Regions from separate parts of the Homo sapiens genome. Here region 1 is linked to region 2. A link is a contact called in ENCODE POLR2A ChIA-PET data. All regions are on one chromosome and are shown on one strand. Each heading gives the region's core, a stretch centred on a gene start or an enhancer-like site at or near the end of the contact. The rest is flanking DNA. Distances are from core to core; before and after follow the strand shown.

Region 1 (3,631 bases), core at 430-2,929, about 12 Mb before region 2:
CTCAGCTGATCCACCCACCTCAGCATCCCAAAGTGCTGGGATTACAGGCGTGAGCCACCGTGCCCAGCCCTTTTTTTTCTTTTTGAGATAGATTCTCACTCTGTCACCCAGGGTGGAGTGCAGTGGTGTGACTGTGGCTCACTGGAGCCTTGACTTCCTGGGCTCAAGGTATCTTCCCACCTCAGCACCCACAAGAAGCTGAAACTACAAGCGCATGCCACCACACCTGGCTAATTTTTTTAATCTTTATTTTTTTAGAGATGGAGTCTTGCTATGTTCCCCAGGCTGGTCTTGAACTCCTGGCTTCAAAGGATCCTCCCCCTCTCGGCCTCCCAAAGTGCTGGGATTACAGGTGTGAGCCCCCATGTCCAGTCTAGAACGTCTCTCTAAAAGATAAAAACTCCTTCTTAACCACACTTTAATAACTAACAAGAATCCTTTATTATCAACTATCTAGTTAGGATTCATATTTCCCAATTCTCTCACAAATGTCTTTAAAAAAAAAAAACCATCTTAGTCTATTTTTTTTAATCTGGATGACTAATTAGTTTGGAATTATCATTCTTAATTCACCTCTGTTAGCCTCCCCCACCCCATCCCTAAGCTGATAGGGATTGCTCAACAAGTCTAAAATGTTCTGAGTACTTTGAATTTAGTAAGAGGAAAATAAAACTCACTGGAGTTATTAATAAACAAGTCTGCACTGAAAGGGTGCCATGTTGCCCAGAGAATGACCCAGGTAAGGGAAAGACACCAGGGGATTGGAAGAGATGGACAGGGTTCTGAAAAACTGAAAATGATTTCTAGAAAGCAGCATTTGAGAGGGAAAAGAGAAGTGATCAGCATTTAGGAATATGAACTGTCTGGAGCTAGAGAAACAGCCTGGGAGAGGAGCAAAGGGCTAGAGCAGGAAAGAGAAAAGAGAATGAGACTAGCGGTGGTTTGGATATTATTTGTAACCAAAGTCAAAGGACGGGAGATCTAGAGTCCAGCCAACAAAGAACTTGCTCCTATAAAAACCAAATGGACCCCACCCTTCACTTGACGTAGAGGTCCTTTCCTCCAGGATGGTTTTTTTTTTTTTTTTTTTTTGATGCCCAAGTCTGATGAGACACACATCTCATAAATTCTCAGACACTCTCAGCTTTTCCTCCCGTAGCACTTATTACACAACCCAGCCTGTCAGTAAGTCTGTGTCTCCCTCTAGACTCAAAGGCTCTGTGCAGGCGGAGACTGAGTCATTAAACGTTGTCTCTCCCCAGCCACTTGCCTAGCACCTGATGCTCAGTAAGTACCTAACCAGAATAGATGAGGCAGCAAGAGAATGGCGCTCGGTGTGTGGGGTAAGGGGAGTCAGGAGGAGGACGGGCTGCTCGTGAGACAGGGTAGGATGGGCTGTGCCTGGTTTCCTCTCAAGCCCCCAGGCTGCTACCCTTGGTTCTAGCCACCTTTCCTCCCACCCTCCTTCTCATGCAGGCTGCCAAAAATTGCACTTTGGGTCTGAGATTAGGAGCGCCTGGCCATGTCTGAACCCCGCTCCTATCTTAGTGGCCGCAGGTGGCTCCCAGGAAAGCATGAATCCTGAGGTTTTACTGGTAAGCTGGGAGGGATTAACTGGGATCCAGTCATGTGCTCCACCCAGTACTCAGTGACTAAACCCTGCACTTTGGAGGGAGATGGTAATGTTTCAGCATGAGTAGCCTCTGGCCTTGGGCATGAGCAAAGGACTTTGAGTATGAGGACGAGACCCTCTTCACTTATTCCAGCTGCTAACAATTAACACACAGCCATCCAGTAACACAAGGATGCCCACAGCTGAGATCCTGGAATCACTTGTTGCTGTCTTAAACCTTTTTGGAATGAATCTAGGCATGAAAGAAAGGGGTTTTTGGTTCTTTTGTTTGTTTGTTTTTTGGGTTTTTCTGGGTTGTTTTTTTTTTGTTTTTTTTTTTTTTTTTTTTTTGAGACGGAGTTTTTACTCTTGTTGCCCAGGCTGGAGTGCAATGGCATGATCTCAGCTCACTGCAACCACCATCTCCCAGGTTCAAGTGATTCTCCTGCCTCAGCCTCCCGAGTGGCTGGGATTACAGGCATGTGCCACCACACCCGGCTAATTTTGTATTTTTAGTAGAGATGGGGTTTCTCCATGTTGGTCAGGCTGGTCTCGACCTCCCGACCTCAGGCCCGCCTCGGCCTCCCAAAGTGCTGGGATTACAGGCGTGAGCCACTGTGCCCGGCCCCAAAAGAAAGGTTTAGAAAAACCAGTGGGGAAGAGGGAGAGGGAAGGGAAGAATAAGAACAAGAGGAAGAGGGAGGAAAGGAAGAGGAGGGCGAAGTCATTTCTTGGGTCAACTCCAAGCCCTCTGTTCCTCCTCCCCTTTAGGGAGAAGGGGTTTCAGCTGCCAGGCTGTGTGAACAAGTAAGTCACTTGACCTCTCAAAGCCTCCTCTCATCTATAAAATGCAGGACACGCTGCTGAACTACGTGGTCTGAACTCATGTTCAGCTCCACCGTTCACCCACCTGGGGAGCTTCATGTACAAAACTTCCAGATGTCTTTCTTTCTCCCCCTCATCCTCATTCTTGCCCCATCTCCTGTCATTAAAAGAGTATGTGCCACAAACTCCTACCCAAACTAAAAGCCAGGGCTAGAGGTAAGGTTGAAGGGTCTGAAGAAGAGACACAGCAAGGGACTGCCCACCTGAAGGACAAAGCCAGAGGCTCCTGGAGCAGCGCTGACCCTAGACATGGCCTTGACTGACACACAGCACTGACCACTGTGCAGGGAAAAACGTGAACATGTGATGAGTCTCCCGCTTTGGGTTTCTAACCTGAGACTCCTCTTCGCAACCAGAGAGATGGGGAAAGTGTGTAGAGTTGCTTGTGACTAGGCCTGGAAGTTTGCCCATGCTTATTCTACGCAGTCCTTCCCAGAGCATCTGAGAATGAATCATCTGGGGCCCAGAACCTTGCAAAGACAAACTGACTTTGTCTTCCTTCCTATGAGATTTCTCTCATTCTGTCAAAATGTGTCTTCGCGCCAGCCCAGCCCTGAAAATGTGTGACTTTCTAGCATTTTCATTTTTTCTCTATTCTCGAATTGCTACATTCAGTCAGTAGTAATAACAGTCATGATGTAATTATGAGTAAGAATAATGACAGCTACTGTCACCTCCTGAGTCCTATTATGAGTCAGGCACTATGCTGAGTAGTTATGTATTTTTACACATATTCTCTCATTTACATGCTTTTACATCCATTACCTCATTTAACATTCCTACAGCCCATTTTATAGGTGAGAAACCTAACAGAGTGAGGAAGGTACATGTCCAGTGTCACATGGTCAGAAAGAATAGCTCTTTATAAGTAGTCATAATCATAATTCAATCCTCCTTTTCACCTCTAAATCACTGTCATCATCTCTAGAGCTTTTCTCCCTGACCCCAACCTCTCTCCATTTAAACCACCATATATTCAAGCATTGGCTTGCTGAGAAGTCTCCAAAACAAGCAACCCTGGCCGGGGGCAGTAGCTTACGCCTGTAATCCCAGTACTTTGAGAGGCCGAGAGATGGGAGGACCACTCGAGCCCAGGAGTTTGAGACCAACCTGGGCAGCATAGTGAGACCCCCG
Region 2 (3,381 bases), core at 311-2,810:
ATCCCAGCACTTTGGGAGGCCGAGGCGGGCGGATCACCTGAGGTCAGGAGTTTGAGACCAGCCTGGCCAACATGGTAAAACCCTGTCTCTACTAAAAATACAAAATTAGCCGGGCATGGTGGCACATGCCTGTAAATCAGGAGGCTGAGACAGGAGAATCGCTTGAACCCGGGAGGTGGAGGTTGCAGTGAGCTGAGATCGTACCATTGCACTCCAGCCTGGGCAACAAGAGTGAGACTCCATCTTAAAAAAAAAAAAAAAAAAAAAAGATCACAAAACACTGGTAAATCATCCGATGTTACTTGTCATTTGTCCTTTCAAATTCCAATGATAACCAACCTCTATCCATTCAAACTGCAAATTGTTTATATATTGTGGCATGGTTAGAAAATCCCCTCACTAGACTGAGGATGGCAAATACATTTCAGTTCACACTACCAACTCTTATCCATTTGTAGTAGCCAGTGGTTCTCAACCAACCTTGACTTCACATTAGAATGACCTGGGGAGATTTTTTAAATCTCCACAGCAAGACCACCCCCAAGCCCAATCAAATCAAATTATCTGAGGGTTTGGGTGAGACTCAGGCATCAGGTTTTGGTTTGTTTGTTTTTTAAGTTTCTCAGTGATACCAATATGCAGCCAAGGTTGAGAATCACTGATCTGGGTTCAGCTAGAGATGTTGTCAAGAGAGATTTAGAGATGATCTGCCATGAGCAGGCAACGTTTTTGCCAATCCTGCACTATTCACTCAGGCAAGTACAGCAGACTCTGACAGAACAGTGACTTCTGAGGACAGAAATGTCAAATTCCAGTATCAATGACGGTAATGCGCAAATATTTGTTTACATTTATCTTGGGGTGTTTCTTGACAAAAACATAAAAAAACAATTTGCTTACTCTGGCCTGCCAGGTTTTTTTAAAAAACCAAACACCATACTTCCAAATATGCACAGTAGCTTTATGAAATTAAGCTGTCTCAGATACTTATAATTTTCAAGAAGGCCTAAGATGGTGAAATTTATAACTTATTTAGCTGAATCTACTCAAGGGGAGATCCGAAGCAAGAGAGTTAAAATAGACAAACACTACTGTCTATAGGTACCACAAAGCATATGCAATCACAAGTTCAATACCACACATCACAAACAATTCCAACTGTTTCTGTGATCAGAAGTCTCTGTGATACAGATCCCTTTCGTAATTATATTATACTAGTGCAATTAGAGCTACTCATTCAATGTCTTGCACAGACTATAAATCTTTGAGTATGTGAAATTCAGATTTAAAAATCTATTTTGTAATAAATTTGCCACCAAAAAATTTTTATAATACAACATTAAGGGAAAAGCATATTCTAAAAAGTAATAAAATTTAGCTTTACTCTTGATGTGACAGAGAAATAATGTTTAATTTTAGGAAGCACAATTTTTCTAATAAATGAACACTTGGCACAAAGTATCGCAATTGTATCCACTTCCTGCCATAAATGCCAGCAGCAAGTACCTCCTGTTTCAAGATCCTCTGAAGCCAATGAGTGGGCAGAACACAACCAGAGCCAAAATGGGGAACACATGGTATTCGCTCTTTGAAAAAAATCAGCAGTGGATTACAACCAGGAGGGGAAGCCATCTGTCACAAGAAAAAGAGGTGGCAGGAGCTGTAACATGCCATCTCAACCTGCACAGTCACATTTTAGATTTTAACCCTTGTAATGAACGATAGGTTTCAAAATTATGAGTGTCAAGGTTATGGATGGAATGGGAAGAGGAAGAAAAACCACTAACACTGTAATTCTACTAATACCATAACCCTATCCCATACTGGGAAGAGCAACAACATAGCAGCAAACAGAAACCAAACAAATGCAAAAACATCACAAACGAGTCAACACTTTGAGAAAGTCAACGCCCTCTAGTATGGGAAGTGCTGGCCGCTGTTACCTGCATTACCTGCATCTAGCCTGAGAACATTTTGCCCAAAACTTCAAAATGAACAAAGGAAGGCGACTTCCACAATTTAAAGATGAAAGCGAACTACAAGTCAAAAATCAACCTTAACCACTGTCTCAATTCCCCCTACCCTTTACCCACCCTAATTCACCCTCCATCACCTTGAATAAGGTAAAATCATAGAACAATTAAATAGATTGAAAAAAAGAATCTTACTAAAGTGTCAGTCCTATCTTCTCTGTGGTCTTAAACCCATTAAAACCCGTTTTAGACACATATAACAGGTTTCTAACCTTCAGAGGAGCACAAAACTAACATTAGTTACTGTCATTTTTAAATCCAGAATATAGTGAGGTTTAACTAAGAAAAAGTGTAGCCACTAAACTTCTATTTATTTAAATCAGCATTTTATACTGCCATTACAATGTAGGAACACTGTTTGTAAACACATTATTTGAGAAATCAGAAGTGGTCACACTAATTCTAGTTTATTCACTTACTTGTCAATATTCTTTCATTCAACCAGTTCTTGAAACCTTACCTCCTCCACCCAAAGCCATCTCTAAAACGAAAATAGTGATTTCCCCTTGAATAGATTCAGCCAAAAATCCAACTACTGGTAATGTAATTCTTCTTTCGGGCTTTGGCATACAATGGCTTTTTTTGGGGGGTGGGGGGTAGAATATATATAGACATTAAAAAAGCCATTTAACAATTTTTAATTAAAATATTTCTGTATGTGTCAATAAATGTTTTATTTTTAAATTAAATCAATGACGGGGGGCTTATGCCTTATGCTCCTTAAGAACAACACGATAAATATTTATGATAGAGAAACAGTTACCCTCCACCAAGTTAATAGTGTAATTTATTATTCTAATTATACCAAAAATGAACTCAATAGTTCAGAAATAACAGATTTATTTGTTCAAAAGTTCAATAAGTAGGACATCAATAAGTAGGACATTTCAATCAACAGACCTCTGGGGAAAATCCACTGGGTCACATAAAAATACACCAAATGTTCATGCATCATGAAGTAATTAATGCTGAATTCTTCATTCAACTACTCAGTGATAACACTTCAGGCAACTATAGAATAAGGCTACTTTCCTCTTTTCCTAAAACAACTACGGCAAATGTGAAGGGTGCGTCACATCCTGAAGTCTCTGATTTCCTTCTCTGCTAGCCAAGTGCAGTGATGAAGCATGTACCGTGGAGTGGCACCATCTAGGCAGAAGGCTGCCTCTGCCACCTAACAGCCATGTGACCTTGGGCAACTTACTCTCAGCCTCAGTTTCCACTTCAATAAACAGTACCTACCTCATAAAATTGTTATGATGGTTAATAACATAGAGCACATAAAACAGGGCCTGTTTCTTAGTAAACACTACACAAGTGTTAGCTATTATTATTTACTCTGTTATCC

The links. ChIA-PET counts read pairs that join two places held with the same protein, here RNA polymerase II (POLR2A).
Region 1: POLR2A ChIA-PET joins it to region 2 with 23 read pairs in PC-9. The contact joins two enhancer-like sites. POLR2A ChIA-PET finds 5 or more read pairs at or near these places in 2 of 52 experiments (PC-9 and T-cell).

Annotation. Positions count from the first base shown.
Region 1 is chr12:12,899,224-12,902,854 of GRCh38, reverse strand. The region is part of intron 1 of GPRC5A (G protein-coupled receptor class C group 5 member A); the gene reads right to left. Among named protein-coding and RNA genes, the nearest start is that of GPRC5A, 9.5 kb to the right of the region's middle. Within about 2 kb of position 1,679, at least 18 of the 41 ENCODE cell types and tissues checked have a DNase peak (open chromatin) inside an H3K27ac peak, as active enhancers do.
Region 2 is chr12:1,046,635-1,050,015 of GRCh38, reverse strand. The region is part of intron 2 of ERC1 (ELKS/RAB6-interacting/CAST family member 1); the gene reads right to left. Among named protein-coding and RNA genes, the nearest start is that of ERC1, 57 kb to the right of the region's middle. Within about 2 kb of position 1,560, at least 2 of the 41 ENCODE cell types and tissues checked have a DNase peak (open chromatin) inside an H3K27ac peak, as active enhancers do.